Linked DNA regions of Mus musculus: all the other regions are linked to region 3. Evidence: chromatin loops called from intact Hi-C (ENCODE). Cell type or tissue: heart. All regions are shown on one strand.

Evidence for each region. A loop is a pair of places that touch in the nucleus more often than their neighbours do. Peaks named below come from ENCODE experiments on the same cell type or tissue, not always from the same donor. Only the 100,000 strongest peaks of a DNase experiment are listed, where the experiment ranks them.
Region 1: it touches region 3 in a loop (2.7-fold over the local background); 4 of 42 quality-filtered maps call a loop at or near these places.
Region 2: it touches region 3 in a loop (2.0-fold over the local background); 4 of 42 quality-filtered maps call a loop at or near these places.

Annotation. Positions count from the first base shown.
Region 1 is chr16:35,712,505-35,720,504 of GRCm38, reverse strand. It overlaps Slc49a4 (solute carrier family 49 member 4), which reads left to right. Exons shown (of 9, transcript NM_153550.4): 7 at 1,066-1,193. Among named protein-coding and RNA genes, the nearest start is that of Gm25967, 5.7 kb to the left of the region's middle. In heart, a CTCF peak has its summit at 3,992 (motif pointing right); no DNase peak of the experiment used is centred here.
Region 2 is chr16:35,422,677-35,430,676 of GRCm38, reverse strand. It overlaps Pdia5 (protein disulfide isomerase associated 5), which reads left to right. Exons shown (of 17, transcript NM_028295.1): 9 at 693-784; 10 at 873-944; 11 at 7,675-7,811. Among named protein-coding and RNA genes, the nearest start is that of Gm25079, 45 kb to the right of the region's middle. In heart, no CTCF peak of the experiment used is centred here; no DNase peak of the experiment used is centred here.
Region 3 is chr16:35,536,783-35,544,782 of GRCm38, reverse strand. Sema5b (sema domain, seven thrombospondin repeats (type 1 and type 1-like), transmembrane domain (TM) and short cytoplasmic domain, (semaphorin) 5B) reads right to left here and starts at 3,421. Exons shown (of 22, transcript NM_013661.2): 1 at 3,181-3,421. In heart, CTCF peaks have their summits at 3,656 and 4,379 (motif pointing left); no DNase peak of the experiment used is centred here; H3K4me3 peaks cover 2,974 bases; H3K27ac peaks cover 1,420 bases; H3K27me3 peaks cover 7,080 bases.

The DNA.
Region 1 (8,000 bases), 180 kb before region 3:
GAAATAAATAATTTCCAACCGAGAAAAGTTCTTGTGGGGATCTGTCTTAGTCAGGGTTTCTATTCCTGGACAAAACATCATGACCAAGAAGCAAGTTGGGGAGGAAAGGGTTTATTGAGCTTACATTTCCACATTGCTGTTCATCACTGAAAGAAGTCAGAACTGGAACTCAAGCAGGTCAGGGAGCAGGAGCTGATGCAGAGGCCATGGAGGGATGTTCTTTACTGGCTTGCCTCCTCTGGCTTGCTCAGCCTGCTTTCTTATAGAACCAAGACTACCAGCCCTGAGATGGTCCCACCCACAAGGGGCCTTTCCCCCTTGATCACTAATTGAGAAAATGCCTTACAATTGCATCTCATGGAGGCATTTCCTCAACTGAAGCTCCTTTCTCTGTGATAACTCCAGCTGTGTCAAGTTGACACAAAACTAGCCAGTACAGGATCTAAAGCAGACTGCAGGGGAGGACTTGAGGGAGCATGAAGGGCCATGTTGAACAACTCCTGGGTGAGTGGAGCAGGAGTGGGGCCACACAAGGGCCTGAGGTGTTAGTGTTTCCAGCAGAAAGGCCGCTACAGGGAAGTCCCCAATTCAAACCCTGCTGTGGGAACCAGCCTTCACATGGAAGAGAAGAGAGCACAGCTACCCAACTGGAAAAGGGGGCAGGAGGGAGAGCAGGGCCAGGGCCAGCTGGAGGAGGGATGCTCAGAGGCGCTTGTGTGTATGACAGGGGTGTGAGTTTTAGAAGAGCCAGCTTTGCACTTCAGTGTCAACTCTAAAACTGAGCTAATGTGTATTCATTATAAAATGTTGAAAAAACATAAAAATAGAATAAAAGTCAATTTAAAATTCTATTCTGTGAGCTGTAGACTCCAAACAGTTTATAAGAGGGAAAATTATTATAAAAGTAACCTAAGTAACAAAAAAAGAAGGAAATATGTATTCATAGCTGGCTTCTAAGGTTATGCAGTGAAAATTCAAGAAATGGTTGCTTAAAGAAAGTATGCTGCCAATTTAAACAGTACTGAGAAGTCTAGCTAGGATTGATTTGATATTGTTTCTTTTCAGGTTTGCGGATTTTATCCGGGGCATGCTGAAACTGATCCTGCTCCTCCTGTTTTCTGGGGCTACCCTGTCGTCCACGTGGTTCACCCTGACCTGCCTAAACAGCATCACCCACTTGCCTTTGACAACAGGTAAGCACAGGTTGCTTCGGGGCTTGAGGTAAAGGCTTTCAGTTCACAGGAAAGTACGTCTTCTGACGATAGCCCCGGTCCTGCTCTCTGCAGTTCTTCCGTGTGTGTGTGTGTGTGTGTGTGTGTGTGTGTGTGTGTGTGTGTGTGTGTGTGTGTGTGTATGGAGATGTCTCAGTTGTTTAGGCCTGTGGGTAAGCACAGAGATCTGAGATCAGATCCCCATAACCTGTGTAAAGTGGTGAGGATGAGAGGCTAAAGACGTGGCCCAGCTCTTGCAGAGGACTCAGGGTCACTTCCTAACATGCGTGTCAGGTGGCTCATGGTCACATGGAGCTCCAGCTCCTGAGGGGCCAATGCCTCCGGCCTCCAAGGGCAACTGGACTCGTGAACATACCCATGCCCGTACACAGAGTTTGAGAGTAGATTTGTTGTTGTTGTCGTTAGAGACTCGGGGCTTAGATACAGGCAGATCCATGAACCTTACGGGCTAGACAGTCTGTTCCAGGCTCAGCCGAAAACCCTGTGTCAAAAAATAAAGTGGAATGGGATTGAAGAAAGACACCCCAAATCAAAATCAACTCCACATGTATATAAGCCTATGTACATGAACAACTGCACACATATTTGTACATGCCACATGCATGCGTGTATATGTATACACACACACATATATACACACACGCACTTGTGTGTGTGTGTATGTACATCCAGATGAGAAGAGTCCAAGAAGTAATTGAATATTTTGCATAAGGCCACTTTGTAGTATTCATATATCATGAAAATGCTTACTTTTGTGTAAAATTCACACCAGAGCATAGCATGTTTTTCTCCTGTTTATCATTGCTACTAAGCGGTACGGTAGAGAGAAAGCACGGTTGGATCTGAAGCATGCTGGCACGCAGTCTCTGACCTGGCCTGGTGCCTTGTTTTATATGGAGTCATCACATTTTCTGCATAAAGTGGGATTTCTGGGTTTTGGAAGCTGTAGCCACCTTACTTAGTTTGTGTAAATAGCCAGAAATATTTATAGTTGCTGTTACTTCTACTGTTATTACTAATATGAGTTCTAAGGTTGCTGTAGTAAGTTACAGGAGTGCAACGGCTCAGCAGCAGCTCAGATTATTACGGTGCACCCCTGGAGTGGGAAGCTTTTAACCCGTGGTGTCTGGGCTAAAACTTTTAGGGTCATTGGGACTCTAGGGAAGAGTCTCTCCCCTCACCTCCGGGTGATATCAGCCCCGTGACTTCACTCACAGTTGCATCTGGTCCTTCTGTCCTGCCACCCTGCTCTCAGGGATCTTGGTTTACAGTGGACCCACTCAGATAATCCAGGATAATCTCCCAGTTTCAGACTCCAGTTATTAGCAACCTTAATTCTATCTCAGGCCTAATCCTCTTTTCCTGTAAGGTAGGTAACACATGGATAAGTTCCAGAGACGGGAACGTCAATCTTTAGTGGAGAGAGGCATCATTCTGCCCACCCAGGGTCTGGCCTGGATTCCTGTAATGGCTTACTAAGGAAGGCAAGGACTCCATGCCTGTTCCTTCCTCTCTTCTAATAAAAAGATTGCTTAAGATGCAGGTATCTGATTCATATTGCAAATAATTTTTAGCCACAGTGGATTCCGTGCTCAATTACAGGATTATTTATTGTGAAATAAATTGAGGGATTAATGTCACACCGGCATTTGATAAGTAGGAGTAAATAAGAATCTGAAGGTTTTGTGGGGCCACTCTTCCAGCGGCATGTGCCCCCACCCCCCACCCCCCACCCCCACCCAGTGTAGCTTAGAATTTCTGCACATCCTACTTTGGATCTCTGAGTCTGGTATTAGAACCAGGACCTGTACACCAGCAGCAGTGACGTACAGCCACTTTCACAGAGACGATAGCAGTCATATAAGGTCAGAGTGCCCCAGGAAACTCATAGGGGCTATACTGGGCACTGACATCTACCGGATTCTAGGCCAGGGAAGTGCCCAGTGTCAGTAGACGGGGGTTTATTCTGATGATGTCATAGTTTTGAGAAGCTAGTTTATTAGCAGTTGTAGTAATAAGCAGATCCCTACAGCGATGATCTAGAGCAGGAAATGATGTGGCAGTAATCAATGTGATTGGGAATTGGAGCTCTAAGTTGCCCATCAGATGCACACACCTGTAGTATTGTGGTCATTCTCTCAATCTGTGGATAGTACTCTTTAAATGGTTGCTGTGCTGTCAGGACATACACACCTACTGAACTGCTTCCACCTAAATGTGTGATCAGCGCAGTTGTTAGCAATTTCTTTTGGCTTTGAAAGCACCGTGAAAAATGGACACCATACTAAGTAAGCATTAAGGTCAGAGGTGGCAAGCTTGCATGATGGCATGTGGGTAAACATGCTTGCTGCCTAGCCCCGCAGCCTGAGTTCAGTCTGCAGGACCCACACATATACCTACAGTCTCAATCAGCCAATAAATAGTAGTTAGATCTAATTTTCAGATAAAAGTCCAAAGAGTTTTTTGGGTTTTTGTTGCTGTTATTGTTGGTGGTGATTTTGGTTTTTTAAAGTTTAACAAGTTAAATTCCCTCCTGGTGCTGGAAAAAGAGAATGCTTCTCTCAGCCCCCTCAAGCTCTGAAGCCTAGGCATCCAGTGTAATAATTAGACGCTGACTAAAAACCTGTGACTGTTTATATACCAGTATTCCTACATGGGGTCACAATCAGGCCAGTGTTCTGAGTCAGATTTCTTTTTATTTAATCCTATGTGTATGGATGTTTTGCCTGCTGTATGTCTGTGTACGACATGCATGCATGCAGTGCCCATGGAGGCCCAAAGAGGGCGGTAGAACCCCTGGAAGTAGAGTTACAGACAGTTGTGAGCTGCCATGTGGTTGCAAGGAATCAAACCCAGGTCCTGGAAGAGCAGCTGGTGTTCTCTGCTGAGCCATCTTTCCACCTCACTGGGCCAATCTTTTTTCTTTCACTCCATTCTGGTGTAGTCTAGCACTTGGGCAGCACTCAGATGGATCCGTTTTAGTTTACAACTTCTCTCATCCATGGAATCACATGCAGACTTTTTTCAGGATCCCATCTAGAAGTGCGCATGTGTGAGACTTTAACAAAACATAATCTTGAGTGCTTGGTGACAACTGTTGGTTGTTCATTATAAAGCACTAAGGCAACTGTAAAGGTCAGGCTCAATGTCACCCCAGCGCAGTCATTAGGAGGGAACTTAACTTTGGATTTGTGTAGTGAGTATACCTTCTATAGTCAGGGGGCAGGGTGTATTTGAAAATTGTACATCATTTTAACCTCCCACGGGTGTGATTGACCTGAGAAGGCCACATTTGCCAGCCTCTGGTTGACATGAAGTGCCCTGGACAGGAAGAGCAGAGGCAGACTTCTAACATAAATCAGGGCTGGAGGGGAAGGCTGAGTTTGATGTTCCCATCTTCAGGGACACGCTCACTGTACTTACGTCATGATATTTATGTGCATTTTACTGTTGTTTTCACTTGCAAGTCCATTTTTTTAATGTCACTTAGATATTCCCGAAAGATAGTTTTAACTTAGTAAAATCCTGGGTTAGGAACTAGCTTGTGCCGGCTCCCCTCTGCAGCCTCAGAGCTTCTTGCTTCATACCGAGTAGCACTTAGCAGGCAGGTCTCTAAGTGTAACTTGCCCTCCTTTCCAGCCTGAAGATCTGGAGCATGGATGTGTGCCTCATAGATTCTGTCCCCAGCCCCGCCTGGGGAGGGGGAGGGGGAGGGGGAGGGGGAGTGCATTATCTCATCCCGAGCCTCAGTAGATAGAGCTGTCACTCTGTCATTCTGCACAAGCTTCGGGGAAGGCAAAGGGGCACGGTTTAATGGAACAATGGGGAATTTTAATAAATCTATCACAGGTACTCCCTCTGCCTTTGTAAAAATCTGACCTAATTCTTTTTAAGTGAAAGAGGTTCCATGAAAGGGAATTTACTACAGAATCTAATTACGGACAGATCTAGACTTTGCAGTTGATATTTAAAGTCAGTACTGGCAAATTCATGTTTCTTTCTAGTGGCCATTCTTAGTCAGGCAATGTGAAATCTTTCTTTCCGAGAATGCTTAGTGTTGCTCTGACGGGCTTTTATAATATATAAGTCAGGAGAGTCAGTGAAATACATGAGACAGTCGTGGCTACACAGCTTGGCTTTGTAGACAACTGTCTATAGCAGGAGCCCCTAGGACTGTCGTCAACCCAGCATCTCACCCACCTTCGTGTCCAAGCACTTCAGTGTCACAGTAAGAAGTGAACCATCAGATAGCATGTTCCTCAGAGCGTCCTCATCACTAAACCGTGACGACTGTATACACAACTGTGGACACAACAGGCTAAAAGCTAGTTAAGTTTGCTTGCAGCACTGTCCTACGACAACCGTCATTAGTCTTTGTGTAGCCCACAGATCTTGCTATTAGAGTTGCCACCTCTGCAGAAGGAAAACTAGGTCATAGCATTGTCTCTGAAGGCACAGGGGGTTGATAGATGTACTTGCTCGCACACATCCTCTTGGAAGCTGTCAGCACTATGCAACTCTTTCCCCCTTAGGAAAACTTAGTGTTTAAAATTGCATTATTAATTAACTGAAGTGTTTACAACAGGACAAATAAATAACCTCGTGACTAGATAACGTGAGCTTCAAAATCTAGAGGCTTTTGCTATGAACAACCGTTGCGAGCACATTACTCACCTGATCTGAGAATGAGATGTCTAGCCCTGTTAGCCACAACTCACACAGTCATTTTTTACTGTATGGATGAATGCTTGCAAAGTGGCATTTTGAAAAATGCTAGCGCTTTTGCGTTGAGTTTGCTGAAACAATACAATTTGACTGTTTGATAGAAGTTGCCTTGGGAGCGATTATTCATCTAATTTCATTTCTACTTACTAGAATGTGCGATGGTGTTACCCAGCAACTCCAGGGTGAGAGGGAAAGGAGGTGTCCTGCTGGACAGACGCCCTTTAGAACAATATCTGACCACAGGTAGTGCCTGTGTTACCTCGAGAAAGGAGGCCTTTTTAACTGTTTGAAAGTTGGGCCCTGTGCATAGGCCAGAGAGTAAGCTGCTTTGTTTTCATGCGTTTTGACTTTATTACAGTAATTACTCCCATTTTAATGGCACATAAAAAGTCAAAGCATACACATGCCCCTCCAATTCTGCCCCCATTTTAATAGCATGCAGAAATTAAAAACATACTCATGGCCCCTCAGAGCAATGAATATGATTTTTAAACATTTTTAAAGAAATAGGTGACTCAAAGCTTTCAGGAAATATGATAAAGAGTAACTTAAAAGGGACAACTCTCACTCATGGCCATGAGTAACGGATCAGAAAAGAAACTAGAAACTGAACCAGGAAGAGAACAGGTGTGTGAGACTTCTGGGTGTAATGGTCATGAGAGCTGGGAAGGGGCTCCGTGTATAAAACTTGGCACACGAGTGTGGAAACCCAAACTTGATCCTGCAGAACCCATGCCAAAGGCCAGGTGCAGCTGCCAGCAAAGAGTCCAGTGCTGCAGAGGAGACGGGAGGCAGGGACAGGAAAACCCTGGACTCTCGTGGGCCAGCTCTCCAGGCTTATGCCCGTCTCTAGCAAGGTGGAAGGGGAGGGCTAACACCCAAGGTTATCTTCACACGTGTCCTGTGGCACAAATACACATGAGCACCTGCTGCATGCACATACAAAGGACGCTTTAAAAATGATTTCTGGAAGTAATAAAATGCTCAAAGGATCTAGTGTGGAAGATCATGTAATATTTATTTGTGGAGATGTTCAAGAGAAATAAGTCTTGGGCAGAATTGTGTTTCAGAAGGCAGTCAGTCAGCACTCATGATTTAATAGTACACTGCCTTCTTCCGAGCCATAAATAATTTGGGGGTCTGGAAAGTGTCTGATAAACCTACGTGCTGGTATCATTTCACAACCAGTCTCCAGGCCCACTCTTTCAAGGATTATTTGTTGTGCTTCATTTCTGCAAGATAATTACTTTGCCTTTCAGCCATACGGAACTGTAAACATAGCAAACAGTCAATTTTTATGGGACTAAAGTATGCCAGCAAAGAGGCTAAACAAGGGTGCCTGCAAATTAACAGCCCAGAAGGAAATCATAGTCACTAATGACATCGCCACAGTCCTGACGACCTCACCTGGGCTTAACTTGCAGCAGGTTCTGAGGGCTACAGCAGTTACCCTTTATCAAGAAGTGGGATGACGTGAAAGAGAGGTGAGCTTGGTAACAGAACCAGAGAGCCAGGCCAGGTGGACACACTGTATGTAACCCAGCGACTGAGAGACTGAAGCAGGACACCTTAAAAGTCCGTTGCTTGTCTAGACAGTGAAGTAAGCCTGACTATCTGGATGGGTGGGCTTTGGTTTTTTGTTTTCAGGGTTTATTTTTATGTGGGCATGTGAGTGCCAGTGCCCACAGACACCAGACAGTTCTGGAGTTATAGGTGGTTGCTGGCCACCCTGCAGGTCTTGGGGGCTGTATTCGGGTCCTTGCAAGAGTGGCAAGCTCTTAGGCATTGACCGTCCTCTCTGTCCCCTGAGATGTTTAGTTTGCTATGTTCAGCCTGCTCAGAATCTGTGGAAGTTTCCCTCTACCGCTTGCTGCTGCTGCTGTACTTTATTTCCTTCTGTCTTCATTTCCCAAGGAGGCTTTGCTTTGTTTTGCTTTGTTTGTTTTGTTTGTTTTTTTTTCATTTACAAAGTTACTTTCAACGGGAAACAGGAAACAGTTCTAGTGCAGCTCTGATGTAATAATTGCCGCTGCCTTCCCAGCT
Region 2 (8,000 bases), 110 kb after region 3:
CCAGGAAGATGTCCAAGGCCCTCGTAGAGAGGCTCAGTGTGTCCAAAAGCCACTGTTCCCACAGCTTAGAACGATGCATCCGTACATCTCAATTATCAATTAAAAACCCTACAGCCTATAGGAAAGGGTGGAATAGAAGGTGGGGCATCTGGGAGGCAGAAAGGATTCTGGGATAGAGCAGGTACGGGAGATTCGCCTGGGAAGGTATGACCAGGCCGACACTAGTACCTGAGCACAGGTGACCAGCCATGTGGCAGAATGAAGATTAGACTTAAATGGGTTCATCTAAGTTATGATCTAGTCAGAGAAGAGCCTAGCTATGTAGCTAAGGTATTTGTAAATATATTTTGAGTCTAAGTCTTAATTCTGGAACCATGGGGGTGGGAGGAAGATGGAACCATGGGGGTGGGAGGAAGATGGAACCATGGGGGTGGGAGGAAGATGGAACCATGGGGGTGGGAGGAAGATGGAACCATGGGGGTGGGAGGAAGAACCAGGCCAAACTTCCTACATTCTTGTGGGGCAGCTGTCTGGAGGGCAGCCCTGGAACCCCCGATGCCTGGCTTTTCCAAAGCTCTCCATTGTTGTTTGGGCTGGTTCAGACAGCCCTTTTACCCCAGTTGCACACCAGCTGACAAGCTTTTGTCCCATGCGTGGAGGTGCAGGTTGGAGAACAGTCTCTGTTCTTTCAGGTCCTGGCTGGGATGAACGTCTACCCATCAGAGTTCGAGAACATCAAGGAAGAGTACAATGTCCGCGGCTACCCTACCATCTGCTATTTCGAGTAAGTTTCCCCATCCCTTCTGGAGTGTGCCGCCCCCTGATGGCACTGGTGTCCCTTGCTGAGCCTTTTTGTCTCCCACTTTTCACAGGAAGGGGCGGTTTCTGTTCCCGTATGAGAACTATGGGTCCACGGCCGAGGACATCGTGGAGTGGTTGAAGAAGTGAGTTGGGCGTTTGTGTTTGGGTCTATCAGGGATTGGGTTGGGAGCATCTTCAGTGCTGAGGGTAGCCCCTCACTCACAGGGCTGTGCCGGAGAAGAGGTCAGGGACGGGGAAGGCTGATGGATATATTGCCTGCATGGCTGATCTTCCCATGGGCACCTGTGGTAGGGAGTGCAGGAGCTATGAGGACTTGCTGAGCTGTTGATCTGTGATGATGGGGTCTGTCTAGGGTCTGCCGCTCCCTCTCTTTCTTCATGGGGAGGGTCTATTCAACCTGTTGATTGCCTTGGCATAGTCAAGTCAGAAGTCTTCCCTTTCAAATTGAGAACCCCCTGCCCCCCCACTGTGTGATGGATAGAAGTATTTCTCACCCTGCATGTCAAGTTTCAGAGAGTTCAGTGGAGGTCTCTCTGAAAATAGGACTGTCACTTGAGTGCTTATTTAAAAAACAACACTGTATCAGATGCTGTGAAGCTACTCTGGAACACTGTAATGCCTTTGACTCTGAGACACCCCCTCCCAACTCTGCTTCGTGGCAACCGTCAAACCCTGTTTTATATTATGATTACATCTCTGGACATCAAATCCCACAGCTCTGCCAGCCCCACCCCCCACCTCAGGTGACATGAGCCAGGCCAGCTGCCATGTCTTGTCTGTCACCCCACTGAGCATGCCAGTCTTCCTAACATAAGCCCAACCTCACCAGAGCCTTCCTAGAGCCCTCAGACTACCCTTTCCCCAGTAACCACCCTGCTCCCATGTTCGGATATTTGTGCATCCATGTAGAAATGGAAGCTACAGTTTGGGGGTTCTGCTTTGTGACAGACCCTATTGTAAGCACCCAGCAGAGCTTCTTGCCCAGTACTCTTGTCACTAGATCACTGACGGGAAGGTGGTTTTACCTTGTTTCATGGCTGAGTGATGGAGCGTCTTGCCCGAGATGGTAGGTGGCAGGACAGCTGACCCAGCTCCCCAGGAGACACCCTGGGATTCCACTCGCTCAGAGTTCATCCCTTCCCCAGTCAGCAGCTCATTAATATATATTGGCATCTTTACCTTAGGGATCCTGAGTGCAAACCCTAGGGTTAAAGAATTAGTTATTAGTTAGAGGTTCAAGGCATGTATTTTCAGAAATTGTGAAAAGAATGGATTTTTGTATTAAAAAACCAAACCAAAACCCTAAGGATTTCTGTTGGAGTTCTGAAGGTTGAGGCCCTGTCTCTCTCAACTCCCAGGGGGCAAGGAGATGAAGCACCAGTCCACCTGTGTTTGCCTAGCTTTTATCTTTTGGAAGCATTTCCACATCTCGGTCCCTGTCGGTTACTTCATTTGCAGCCCCTGTGACTATGTGTTCATTGTCTTAACCTTCCCTTTCCCATTTCCCTTTTTCATTTGATAATAAGTGTGTACTCCCCTACAGCCTGACATATCTCCGTCCGCTTGGGGAAAGGTTTCAACAAATAGCAATCTCATTTGTCACCGGAGCATAAAATCTGCCCGCTTCCCTCCCCTATCTCTATCTAACCTTTTCTCATTTCAAAACACCCTCGCCTCTTTCTCTGAAGGATAAGGTTTTGTTTGGGGGTGGGGGAGATGCATTCAGAGTGGCCAGCTATCATAGACATGGGGTGTTCTCATCAGTTGGAGGTTCATTGTGGAGGTTGCCGTCTCTCCACTAGAGCCTGCCTGCTACCTATCCTCCATCCTCTCTCTGCCTCAATATATCCACCTGCTCTCCCCCTCCCCCAGCCCCTCAACCCCCAACCCCACTGACCTGGTCTGCCCACTTCCAGGCTGCCTGCCTGGGGCACTTCTGACCACACCTTCTCCTTCCCACCTCCTCTCTTCTCCTCCTCCGGGTCAGGGACCCCTGCTGTCAGCCCTGTGTATCTGTAGTCTCAAGATGCCAGAGAAGCTGCCAACTATCAGGAAGGAAAAATTGGGCTCCTTGAAGCCACACTCTGGACAGGTGTGAACACTCAGTGTTGGGGCACACTGCAGTGCCTTCCCCAAGTAGGAAAAGATAGGCCACTTTCAAGACACGCAGTGAGCTGCTGACCTCATGCCCCAGCAAAAGTCAGCCATGTTCCCCTGTTGCCGACTACCTTGAATTTCTAAGTGTTTTTCTGAGTTAATGGTTTTCAAGTAAGCTGGTTCTCGTAGAAAAATACTTTTAAAGTGTGAGGGGAAAGTACTTCTGTGCCCTATTACCCAGAGATATTTGGGGGTGAATTTCCTTCTAGACTTTCCACTGTGTGTGTCCAGCTCCATGTGTAGTCCTCCTTGTCTCTTGTATTTTAAGTCTTTACGGGTTCCCTCAATCCTAGCGGGCAATAGAGGACCTCATGTAACCCACTGCCCTGGTGCTAAGCTGTTCTCCAGGGTCTCTGTACAGCCAAGAATTAAAAGATTGGGGTATATCCATCCTGGCTGTTTGTCCCAGTAATGTCTAAAGCCCCAGAGAGAACCTGCCCTCCCTAGAATCAGGCCTGGCCTCTGTGGGCACAAGGACTCTGAGATAGACACTCATCATAGGACCTGCACCCCCTCGTCATTCTAGAGGTCTCTGAGTTGGGTGTGGCATGCAGGTAGGGGGTGTAGACAGTCATCCATTTTGGCCTAGCCGTACACTTCAGCCTTTATTTACCAATCATAGGCAAACTGAATTTGCAGACACCAAGTGTTCTTGCCTCCTGCTGCTCCAAGTTGCATTTCTATTACTGTGACTCACATTTCTCCCAGAGATGAGCTTATGGGTGGCCTTTTCAGTCCTTATGGGAGAGCCCGAGACAGATACTCTGTCTGATCTTCAGAGAGCCTGAAAGTCAGAGTCCTGGAAGGGTACTGAGGAGACGGCCATCGTGCCCCAGCAATTACCCGCAGTGTCCTTTATCTCACTGTTCTTGCTTTTTAAGTTGTGTGGATTTGTAAGAGTGTGTTGTGTTTGTGCGTACGTGCATGTGTGTGTGTGTGTGGCCTGTGCGGGAACAAATGCATGTGCAGAGGCCAGAGGAGATGTCGACTGTTTGCCCTATCACTCTGCCTTATTCCCATGGAACAGGGTCTCTCAGCACATCTAGAGCGAGGGCTGGCAGCTAGCAAGCCCTGTGAGCCTCCCGTGTCCACCTTCCAGAGTACTGGGCTTAGTTACATGAGAACATGCCTGGCTTTTTATAGGGGCTCTGGGGATTTGAACCCAGATCTTCACACTTGTATACTAAGCACTTTTATCCCCTGAGCTATAACCCCAGCCCTTTGCCTCATTTTGAGTTCAAGTTATCTGTGACTATCTAGGAATGTCTAGGTAGTCTTTTGTAAATTTACAGAGCATCTCCTGCCCATCGTCCATATGGAAGGACCAGAGAAATAGCTTAAAAAGGCCGTTGTCCGGTAGATGTTTTAAGCTGGAGTTGCTTAGCTAGGCTCCTGGGGTCATAGGCGTGACAGTACAGTTGCTGTCACTGCTGCTTCTGCTGTCTGCTGAGGAGAGTTACACAGGGCTCCTCTTTGGAGTTTCTACTGGTTGGTGTTCCTTCTCTTCAGAGATATAGAAAATAAATTATAATTTCTCTATTCAGAGGGCCTTTTAAATTTTTATTTATTTATTTATTTAGTAGGTTAGTTAGTTTTTGAAAGAGAGAGTCTCACTGTGTAATCCCAGCCTGGCACTCACTACGTAGACCAGGCTGGCCTAGAACTCACGGACATCTGTGTCCTTTAGCCAGGTTTCTTCATTCTTTACTTGGTGAGCCTTTATTATCTGTCTGTTGTGCGTGGGGTACAAGATATAGGAAGGAGAGGAAGGGATCCTGTTTGTAGAGAGCTGGCTGCCTGGGGTGGCGTGGATAGCTCCTTCCGCTTGCCGGCAGGCAGGCGCTCTATGCAGACCTCTGCTCACCCCCTCTTTTGTACACATTTTCCTACAATCGAGCCCTTCCTGTAGTGTTCTCTTGAACATAATCCCCCAGTTGTCTGTGGCATGTGTGCTCCTCGGGAGCAGTTATAGTGACAACCCCATTTTTACCCCAACTTCAAGAATGTGGCTTCTCCTGCCTGGGTGATTTTTTTTTTCCCTAGCTCCGGAAACTGTAGCGACTTCTTTTCTTTGCATTTCCTGTTGTTTTCATTTCTGTGGGATTACTCTATGTTCAGAACAAACAAAACCCCTTTGTGGTTTTAGGGTAGTCTCTAAAGTGGGAGCGTCTCCGGATCTTTCTTACCACGCTGCCAAGACATAGCTTTTGCATCTTATATCGTTAGGTTCTCAGTAACTCTGGTGGAGTTTTAAAAATTACTTTGATTTTTTTTAAAAACTAGATTACATTCATTTAACTTTCAAAACCTCTAAGATACTCCAGTATGCCCTGAGAGGCTTTAACTTCTGCCCTCTTCTCCCTTCCTGCTATCCCTGTCCCACCCAGAGGTAACAGCTTCAGCTTCTTTCTTGTAAGGTCTCAGGGCCTTTTTTCCTAGCAGATGCAAACAGGAGCAGTTTACCTCCCCTCTTCATACAAGAGCTAGTGAATCATAGATGGCTGTGTGCCTGGCCAGCAGGCTGTCCATGCTACTGCCTGAAGAATACGATGTGTTCCTCTTCAGCGCTCAGCCCTCCACTTGCAGAGATGGTTGACAGTGTACCTAGCTCTCCCCTACTGAGGCGTATACTCCCTGACCCCTACTTTCTTCATAGCAAATCATCTACCATAGACAACGTTTTAAAATTAACTTATTACTGTGATTGAGCTAGAACCTCACTGTGTAGCTTTAGCTGGCCTGAACTTGCTGTGTAGACTAGGCTGGTCTTGAATTCATAACGATCTACCTGCCTCTGCTGGGATTAAAGGTGTCGCTACCACATCCGACTGCTGTAGATATTCACTGGGGGGGTTGTTAGTTTGAGCCCAGATATAAGAAGCCAGATATCACGGAACTGGTGCCTGGCTGATGACTTCCTAGTGCTAGAATCTACCGCCAGTACCTTCTTGTTACAGAATGTAGGGATCACGACCTGTGTCCCAAGTCAGGTCCTACCGCCCGTCCTCAGGAAGCAGTGAAAGAACCAAATTAAAAGTGGAAAGCAGACCGATGTGGTGGTGCACACCTTTAATCCCAGCACTCAGCAGGTAGAGGCGGGCCAGCCTGGACTACAGAGCAAATTCCAGGATGCCAGAGCAACATAGTAAGACACTATCTCAAAAACAAAAACAAAAGTAAATAAGTGGAAAGCAGAAAGGGAGATTTTTTTTTTCAACCTGGCCGCATTGGGAAGAGCGACAAAGGGATTTAGTAAACACCCCCGCTCCCCCCCCCCCGCCCCCCGCCAGTCTATCTTTGGGGTTCTGATGTGAGATGAATGTTTGAATAGAAGACCAAGGATACCTGAAAGCAGTCCTGACCAAACTTGGTCCTGCCAACTATTGACCCATCTTCCTCTGGGTTTCAGTGTGTACTGTAGAACTGGATGAAATCTGTTTCAGGGAGCCCGGTTCCTGCTCCAACAAGCGCCCTTTCCTTTTCCCTGGCATGAGATTCCAGAGGAATTCTTAAGTCTCTGGCCTCCCTTGTTCACAGTCTGATAGTCAGATTGAGAGATTCAACTATAGCTCTTTAGCCAGGCCAGTTACAATCTGACATCGAGTAAGCAAAGCAACCAAAGGCTTTGCCGCGCTCGCTCGCTCTCTGGAGACCAGCGAGACTGAGGCTTTTAGGGCAGCTCAGTCCACAGAGCCAGCATAGTCTTCATAGACTCTGAACCAGCTTTTGCTTCTCTGTGAGCCCGAGTCGCTCTTCTCTGATTAATTCTCCAGCCCTGCCTGCTGGAGCACTGCAGTGTTCCCTGCTGTCGGCACTTACAGGCAGGGAACAACGCTTGTCTATTCACATTTGTCATCCAAAGGGTTTTTTTTTTTTTCAAAGCTGCAGTTGAGGTGCTTTGGCAAAGGTACCGGGCAGTAAAGCAGCAGGGCTCTCATGGCACCAGCCATCTCGTCCTGGCGGGGAAGTTGGTACCTGGGGGCCTTCCCTCCACTTAGCACTAGGGGCTATAGACACTGATGTGTGGTTCTCTGTGAAGCAAACAGGCTCCTGAAAGATCAGGTAACTGCCAGGGTTTGGCAGCCAGTGAGTTGATGCGGGCTCGGAGAACATCTGTTCTCCGCCTCTAGAAGAATTAGTAAGGCAGTGCAGATTCTGCTGGGGTGTATACCACCAACCTGGTCTCCCTCTGGCTCAGTGCTCACCTCCCACCCCACCCCCATTCATACCTTCTGCTTGCTCAACCAGAGAGCTCTTTCCTGTCCTTTAGCCTCACTTCTTTCTTCCTCCTGTGTCCTACCAGTGGGTGGCTCAGAGCAGGACATCCAGCTTCCACAGTGCTTACTGGGCACCGTAGCTGTTTGCTCTTGCCAACTTGCTGGAAGTTTGCTCTACCTTGAAGATGCTAGCAAACACTCCCGGGGAAAAAAAAGATTCCCTGAGCTGTCTCAGAAAGCTATAGCAAACAACAGCCATGTGGCCATGCGCAATGGGTATCAGCTAAGTACCTTTCTGCTTGGGGAGGAGGCAGAGATGGGCAGGGCAGTCCCTCTCCATCCATCTCTGGATCCAGTTTCCAGTGTATAAAAGATCTTGGTGTGGGAGCTATGTGTCCAGGGGGCTGGATTTGATTGATAAGGGCTGTTCAGACCCCAGGGCTTGCTCTGAGCTCTGCCTGTTTCTTTGGTCTTCCAGTCCACTGCCACCACAGCCCCAGGTCCCCGAGACTCCCTGGGCAGATGAGGGCGGCTCCGTTTATCACCTGACCGATGAAGACTTTGACCAGTTTGTGAAGGAGCACTCCTCTGTCCTCGTCATGTTCCACGCCCCATGTGAGTGGAACGCTGCTGCCCCTACCACCCCCTTCCCCAGAGTAGGACACTGCCTTGGGACTTGTTAGATAGGCAATGCAGTGGGAGCTGACATGGTGTCTCTCCTCAGCTCATGCCCCTGGCCTGTATCTCCATCAGAACGGCACAAACATCCTGATCAGGGACTGGAGAGATAGCTCAGAGGTTAAG
Region 3 (8,000 bases):
ACTCCAGTGGCTCCCCGAGGTACAGAGAAACATAATAGCATCATGCCTGCCCCTCCAGAGCAGATATACTCATGTCTTAGAATCTTAATTTTTTTTTTTTTGAGACAGGGTTTCTCTGTATAGCCCTGGCTGTCCTGGAACTCACTCTGTAGACCAGGCTGGCCTCGAACTCAGAAATCCACCTGCCTCTGCCTCCCAAGTGCTGGGATTAAAGGCGTGTGCCACTACTGCCCGATTTTTTTTTTTTTTTTTAGCCTGTAAATATAGTGAGTCAGATCATTAAAAGCCACAAGTTTGATTTGTTTGGACCATTTCATCTGGATAGTTTGGCTTTCAACATCCAGTTGTCCTTAGACCCATCCATTCTAATTGCCTCCGCGATCATCACATTGTTGCCTGCCTTTCTTTCTGCAGAGTCTAAGTTTGTGATCTCCTCAGCAACAACAGTCTTGGAGCCCTCTACCATCTCTAACCTGGAGAAGAGCTGACTGACGAGGCCAGTCATGGTAATCCATACCTGTAATCCCAACACCCAAGAGGCTGAGGCAGGGGGAGTGTCGAGTCTGAGGTCAGCCTAGGCTATTGTCTCAAAGGGTCAAGGAGAATATGCTGGCGAGACAGCCCAGTGGTTAGAGACACTTGTTGCTCTTGCAGAGGACCTGGATTCACTCTCATGGTGGCTCTCAACCATCCACGGTCCTAGTTCCAAGGGATCCAACAGGCACACACATGGTACACATACACTCATGAAGACAAAGCATTCATATAAATAAAGTAAAACAAATAAATCTAAAAACAAAACAAAACAAAACTCTAAGCCTACATAAACCAAAGAATCGATGGAAGAAAGGACTTTCGAGCCGGGATCCATCCTATCCCAATGTAAAGATGTAATCAATCAGACTGCCTCTCAATCTCCCTGCCTTTTCTAGTCTGACCCTTGTCATTAGGGAACTCTCCCTCTCAGGCCCTTACCCTTCAGGATCCTCTTTGTAAACAGGCAGCTGGTGAGGAAGGACCCCAGTCCTGTTCCATCAAACTCACCAAGCCAATGTTCTCTTAGGAAAGCCTAAGCCCACCGCTTGGGCACCAAGCCTCACTGAGCAGGAATTCTGCCCTGAACCTCAACATTATTTTTATCAGCACCTAATACTGTGTGTTGCACAGCATAGGTGATTTAGAGATGCTTGAGGTTCACGTTGGTGGAGAGGTAGAGATGGGAGGCCTGCCATTCCTTTCTAAACTGGTGGCGATAGCTGGTGATAGGCAGAAAGGACTGACGGAAGGGGACACACACACACACACACACACCTGGTACACATACCTTTCTTGATTTGCCAGAGCCCAGGTGACCTTTACTCCTGGAGGATCCTCTCTAAAGCTCAGAAAGTCGAAGGTTCTTGTTGCTCACAGATCTCTCTCTCTCTCTCTCTCTCTCTCTCTCTCTCTCTCTCTCTCTCTCACACACACACACACACACACACACACACACACACACACACACACACACACCACTGTACTCTGGTTTTAACCCTTCTTTCCCCTGCACTGGGAAGAAGCTAGATTTGAGACAGGGTGTTTTCTTTCCAAGCCTCTTACTCTCACCCTCCCACACACCCTCGTACTGGTGAGGTCCCACTCTAAAGCTCGAATTCTCCTCTGCCCCTTCCTCAAGGTCGTGGGCTCCAGAAAGACAAGAAGCCACTTGTAAATGCCAAGAAAAAAAAACAAGGGGGGGTAAGGAAGACTGGAAAGGGGTGGACTAAAAGATGGGGGTGGGTAGGTAGGGAGGTTGAACAGAGCACCGCAGAATGAGGTCCAAGTCGGTACAGAATGCGGGTAGGCAATGGGAGAGCAGAGACGGGTGGAAGGAGATTGAATTTACAAAAGGGTGGAGAAAAGAGATCGGAGTTAGGGCCAGTGAAGGCAGGATCGTGTAGGTTCTAGACACAGTCAAACTTCCAATACCCCAGTCCTATTTGGCTGACCAAGAGCGCATGGCCCACTAAAGGTGGGCTGACCAGATGCGCTCTGTAGGCTCTTCTCCAATTATCAAAAGCCAGAAGAGGATCGCAGGCCTGGGGGCAAGGTCCCGAGGCCACCGCTCCAGATCCAAACTCAGCGCCTACTCATGTCTGGCGCAACGGGGCGAGACGACTCAGAACCGGGCCCCGGTAAAGCAACCAGAAGGGATGAGATCGGCGCTTCAGGTGGTCGTCTGGTTCTTTAAAGTTTGAGGCCCGCAACGGAGCCCACATCGTTCTGCCGATCCTCTTCACCTTCGCTTTTTCTCCGCGGGTCCTGCTGCTACTTCTGTCTCCGCTCCCGCCGGCTCGGGTCCCCGGATCCCCTTTCCTGTTCGCATCCCTCCTTGTGCCCAAGCGCAACCCCCCCCCCCATCCCTCCCTCCGCGCTGGATCTCCCGCACGACGTGAGCGGAAAGTGAATGGGCAGCCCCAATCACAAAGACAAATTACCATGAGAAAAATAAATCAGGAAATCGCCCCTTTAGTCCCAGGTTCCCGCCGCCGCACCCGCTTCACTGGCTGAGGCAGGAGCAAGGGGCCCCGGGCTGCTCCATCCAGGGCCTTAGAGGACACTGTGGGCTCCGAAGGGCCCAGTTAAGGCTGGAGTAGCCTAGGGGGTGGAGGGGTCTAGGAAGAATCAGGCGAGGGCCGGGTTGGTGGCGGCGGCATGGGGGACGTCCCTGCGCGGGAGATTTCACACTCTGGGCCGGCCACGCGTTCCCACGCGCCTCGCCGCCCGCACTCTTCCTCTGCCAGGTTTCCCCGCCCGCCCTCTGCTGAACCTCTGTCTCGGCCCAGTCTCCGTTCCTTTGCCCCCTCGCTCCCCCAGCCTTTCCCTGGTCAGTCCCCCTACTCCAGGCCCGCGATCTGGGTCTCCGCCGCGGCTGCAGCCTAGACGCGCTGATCGCAGCCCAGTGGAGCCAGAAGCCAGAGCGAGCGGGTGTCAGGAACGCAGCAGCTCCGGTGGCGCCCCAGCCGAGGTAGCCCCAGACAGCCCCGGGACCCGCGCTCCAGCCCCCTGAAGCCTCCCCAACGTGCCTCCAACTTACCAGCGCCCCCGGACTCCCACCCCTCTACCTATCCTAGTTGCTGAAGTTTGCAACTCACAGCCCCAGCTGGCGAGGGAAAAAGCTCCGGAAGCTCCCGGACTCACCTCCCGGCAGCACGCGCAGGTGCCGGGCTCCCCGCGGCCCTGGGCTCAGGGCGGTGCGGACCACAGCGACGAACCCGAGGGCTGGTGGCCGGTCTGGGAATGGGGCGGCCGAACAGCAAGGCTCCGGACTACGGGTTCAGCGCTCCGCCGCAGTCTCCGACTCCTGTCGGGCCCGGCTGCGCTCCGGCTGCTCCAACAGCCGCTGGATGCGCGGCCGACCGGCGGGGCTCGGCGGAGCTGGGCTCCAGCACCAACCCCCGCGCTCCAACTAGCTCCAGACCCCGCGCGCCGGAGCGAGCCGGGAGGAGGAGAGTGAGGGAGCAGGCGGTGGGGTGGGGGGGAGGCGTGGGGGAGGAGTTGGAAGCCAGAGGAGAGAAGGAGGGGAGCGGGGGAGAAAAGGAGGAGGGGGATGGAGAGGACCTGCGACTGCTGGCGCTTCACCCGCCAGCCCGGAGGAGAGCGGGAGAGCGCGAGGGGGCGCCCTGCATCCCGATTTCGCCCCCTAGCAGAACTCCGGCCCCTAGCTTGCGAGCTATGGGGATGGGTGGACAGAAGCTGCCTCTGTCCTAGGTCTCTAGCCTTTGCCATCTTTTGCTAGGTTTTACCTTACCGTTCTCTGCCATCCCCATCTCAAACCGACCCCAACTTGGAGCCTGAGAAAGCTCTCCCCCCAACACACACCCTGGGGTCCCCAATACCCCAGCCCCTTTAGCTGTGTAGAAACATTTTTCTGCCTGTGGATTTGAAATATGAATGAGAAAAGGACCGCGTACTAAACCCGGGAGATTGTAATCAACTCCAGCAACAGCGAGATGCTAAGCTGCTGGGCTGGACCGAAAAGCCAGAGCTGACCGGTTGCTAGTTAACCTCACAAGCTACAAGATCTTGGGTGAATCTCTCTAAGTCTCAGTTTCCTCGGCTGTAAATTGACGTTAGTGATGTGCACCCTACCGAACCTCGTATGAAGAACCAGCAGGGGATCCAGGGAGTGAAATGGCTTCAGGAACACTGGGAGGGTATCCAAAGAATGTTCAATCCTAGAGGAACGGAGTAATGTCCGCAGCAGAGGGACCCTTAGCGCAGCCACACCAAGCTAGGTGGGATTGTTTCCAAGTTAAGTGATCTAGTGTCGACAGAGAAAGTCGAGGAGCGCAAGCTTCAAATCCTAGATGCTAGGGCTACAAGCACGGATGGAAAGGGAGCCCTCTGCTGAACAGAAGAGGTACTTTAATTATAAAATAAGGTGAGCTAAGGAAGTGAAAAAGTGGGAAAGACAAAGGACCTGAACAATCAAAACAAGAGAAGTGTGCTTCTAAGAGAAAACCAGAGAAAACCGCCAAATAATGCTTTAGGGGAATAAAAACGCTAAGAGTCTCTCTGGAATGCTTTGGAGAATTAGAACCGATTCCAGGTGAAGCACTTCGTGTTACAAAATGAAACCTCGGAAAAATGCAGAAGGATGGAGATAGTGATGGAGGCGGTAGGAGTCCCAGGATGCAGGCAGTAGGAATCCCGGGATGCTTCCCTCCAGTACCTCCAGGGTAGTGGAACAGAAAGGGTGTGCTCTAAGGAAGCCCTTTATGAGGTGCTGTGAAAAGGGAAACAGTACCAGACCTCAGAGAGATAGTCTTTCTAGGGCAACAGAAAAATGCTGAAGCTCGTAATGTGCTGCATAAAGAAGAACTCACAAAGATAAAACCTATTCTGGACCCAAAGAGAGATGCAAAGATGGGGATGGGGAGAAAGCGTCGTCTGAGCACAGACACATCTAAGCCGGGGGTCAGCTCTGAAGAAGCAGTATGCGCTACACAGACCAAGAGATCTGGAGAGTAGAAGCCAGTTTCTAGAATCTCTGGACCTCTTCCATGCTATACACACTGGCCCAACCCTCCCCCACACTCCCAATCCCTAGAGGATTGTTTTTACCATGGCAAAGATACAAAGATGTGGAATATAAAACATCTTTTTTAAAGATTTCTTTTCATTCTATATGTTGGCTTGTGTGTCTGTGTGAGTGTATGCCATGTGTGTTCTGGTGCCCGTGGAGACAAGAAGAAGACATTGGATCCCCTGGATCTGCAGTTGTGAGTCCCCTGGTGTGGATGCCGGGAATCATACTGAGGTCCTCTGCAAGAACAGCAAGAGAACTGCTGAGCCATCTCTCCAAGCCCTAGAAGCACCGTTTGATTAAACCAAAACCATAATGTTCCATAAGCTGCACGAAGTGAGGGGAGGCTGTTTGGCTGGCTGGGAAAATAGGCAAATGCCTTCTGGATGATTCTGCGGGCCACCACTGTCTCTTGGAAAGCCTCCGTCCTTCACACCGTCTTCCCACCGCCTTTCCCACACCCCTTCCTGGCTTCCCCTCTCCTTATGAATGAGCCGGGGAGGGAGGTTGGCGCAGGAAGAGAAAAGGCGACACCCTTGTCTGGGGGAAACAGAAAAGGTGATCATCATCTTTAGGAGGAGCCAAGAAGGAGACACTCAGAGACACAGGCTGAGGAGCAAGCCTGCTCGCAACCCTGAGCTAATTAATCCTAATTGCATCCTACTGTGTTGTATTGATTACCAGTGATTACTCAAGGACTCTCAATACCAGAGAGCTCCAGAGGCTGGACACTAAGAAAGGGGACAGTTTCTTCCTGAGCCTGGCTCACCACCTGCTCCAGGCATACCCTGGTGCTTGGCCAACTTAGCCGGGAGAGAATCTTAGAATTATTGTACTTGGGACAAAATCCGAAGCGCTGGTTCCAGCAGCAGCAGCAGCTCCTGCCACTTTCTTAGACCTTTGCAATAACCTCTGCAATAATTACTCCTAGGAAGAGCCATCCTCCACCTATCTGAACACTGTTAATTAAGCTGAATGTAAATACAGTAATTAATACCAAATTATCGCAAACAAACAAGCCAAAGAGCAGTGAACGTAGCGGGTGACCAGAGTTCTTAGCATTCACCCTTGATGTAGAAATTCCCGAATTATCTAGAGCTGAGGTTCCAAGAGATTAAGAAGTATACATTTTCAGGTTCAAGGGTGGCAAAGCTGAGAGGACAAGGCTGTTCCCTTTCTCCCTTCCGAGTGACTCCCTCTGAAAACCGGTATAGTATAGCTTTTCCCAAGAGAGGCAGTGTGTGTGTGTGTGTGTGTGTGTGTGTGTGTGTGTGTGTGTGTGTGCAAATGCCTGTGCCTAGCCTCAGCACAAGCACAAATCTTGTCTAACAGCAAAAGGCAAACAACAGCCAGTTGTATACTGATAGGAGAAAGAAAATTGAAAACAAAAAAAGAAGCCATCACTTATAATGTCCAAATTGTTTCGCGGTCCCAGAATTGCCTGCTCGTTGTGTTGTGGGATGACAAGGAAGCAAATGCCCATCTCAGAAGTCACTGTCACTTTGTGAACCAAAAGCACACTCAGGTCAGAGGAACTGAAGTGTCACTAAATGACAGCCTGGCTATTGTCCTCAACTACCATGAGGGATCTTCCTTCCTTCCTTCCTTCCCTCTAAATGTGTCACTCACTATGTGAGGTGGAGAGGTCACAGGAAGACCCTCACAGGCAGTCAGTGAAGGGGGTAAACCCCAGTAAGCTCAAGAGAAACCCCAGGACAAGCGCCCCACGGGCACTTGGAGGGCCGATGCCCAGCTCTACCAGACAAGCTCAGGACTTCTTTCCTGAAAAGGGCTATTCTAACCGGGAATGAAAGATGGGGCAGGAATTTGCCAGACAGAAGTGGGAGGAAGCAAAGTATTCCAGGCAGAGGAAATAGCATGTGTAAAAAGCACAAGGCGATATAATTAGATTTATGTTTGAAGAATTACTTGGCCCTGGTTAGGAGATTCCGAGAGAGCCCAAGCAGGAACCGTGAGCAGGTGTGCTGTGTGGTGGAAACAGCGTCACACTGGCAGTTCAAGCCTCAGGTCCAGGATGGCTAGGCTCCTGAGGAACTGCATGACCTGGAACAAGCTTTTCATATCCTCCTAGACCTCAGCAGTGTCTGGTGGATAAAATGAGAGAGTGTCAATAATGGGTTTCTCAGGCCCACAGAATCCCATGATGCTCTCCCTCCATTTACCCATACTTCTTTCAGTCTTGCTCTATTTTATGCTCCGGGTCAGAGTCATACTGTTTGTTCTTGCAGTGTGCACAACACTTGACAGTCTATGAAGGTATCTTCCGCCTGCTATTTCCTTAACCTCCGCATGGGTGTGGAGGGGACAGGCGCACTGGAGCCCTCAGCTGCTCTTTCTCATCAGCATCTGTAAATGCCATCTCTGTGCTGCTGACACTCAAGCTGTGTTGAGTCTGCAGCTCTAACCTCACTCTGGAAACCAGATACATATAACTAACTGCTGGGTCTCCTGCTACTGCAGTGGTTCTCAACCTGTGGACCTCGACCCCCTGGGAGCCCTAGATCAGATCTTTACGTTAGGATTCATAACAGATAACAGTAGCAAAATTACAGCTATAAAGTAGCGGCAAAGATGATGCTTCGGTTGGGGGTCATCACAACATGAGGAACTGTATTAAAGGGTCGTAGCAATAGAAAGGCTGAGAGCCATTGCATTACAGGAATGAATACCTTGTGAGCTCCCCACACTTACCCTGAGCGATACCTAGGATCAAATGAGTGCCTCCCTTAAACTCCACTGTTGTATATAAAAACTCCATTTCCCTAGGGTTGGGAATGTGGGTCAGTGGTAGAGCACTTGGCCATCATGTGCAGAGCCCTGGGTCGATCCCACCACAAGTACCCAATCAACCAGTACCCCCTGCCCCCAACCCCACCACTCTCATAATTCCCCTAAGCCACAGTCACTCCAC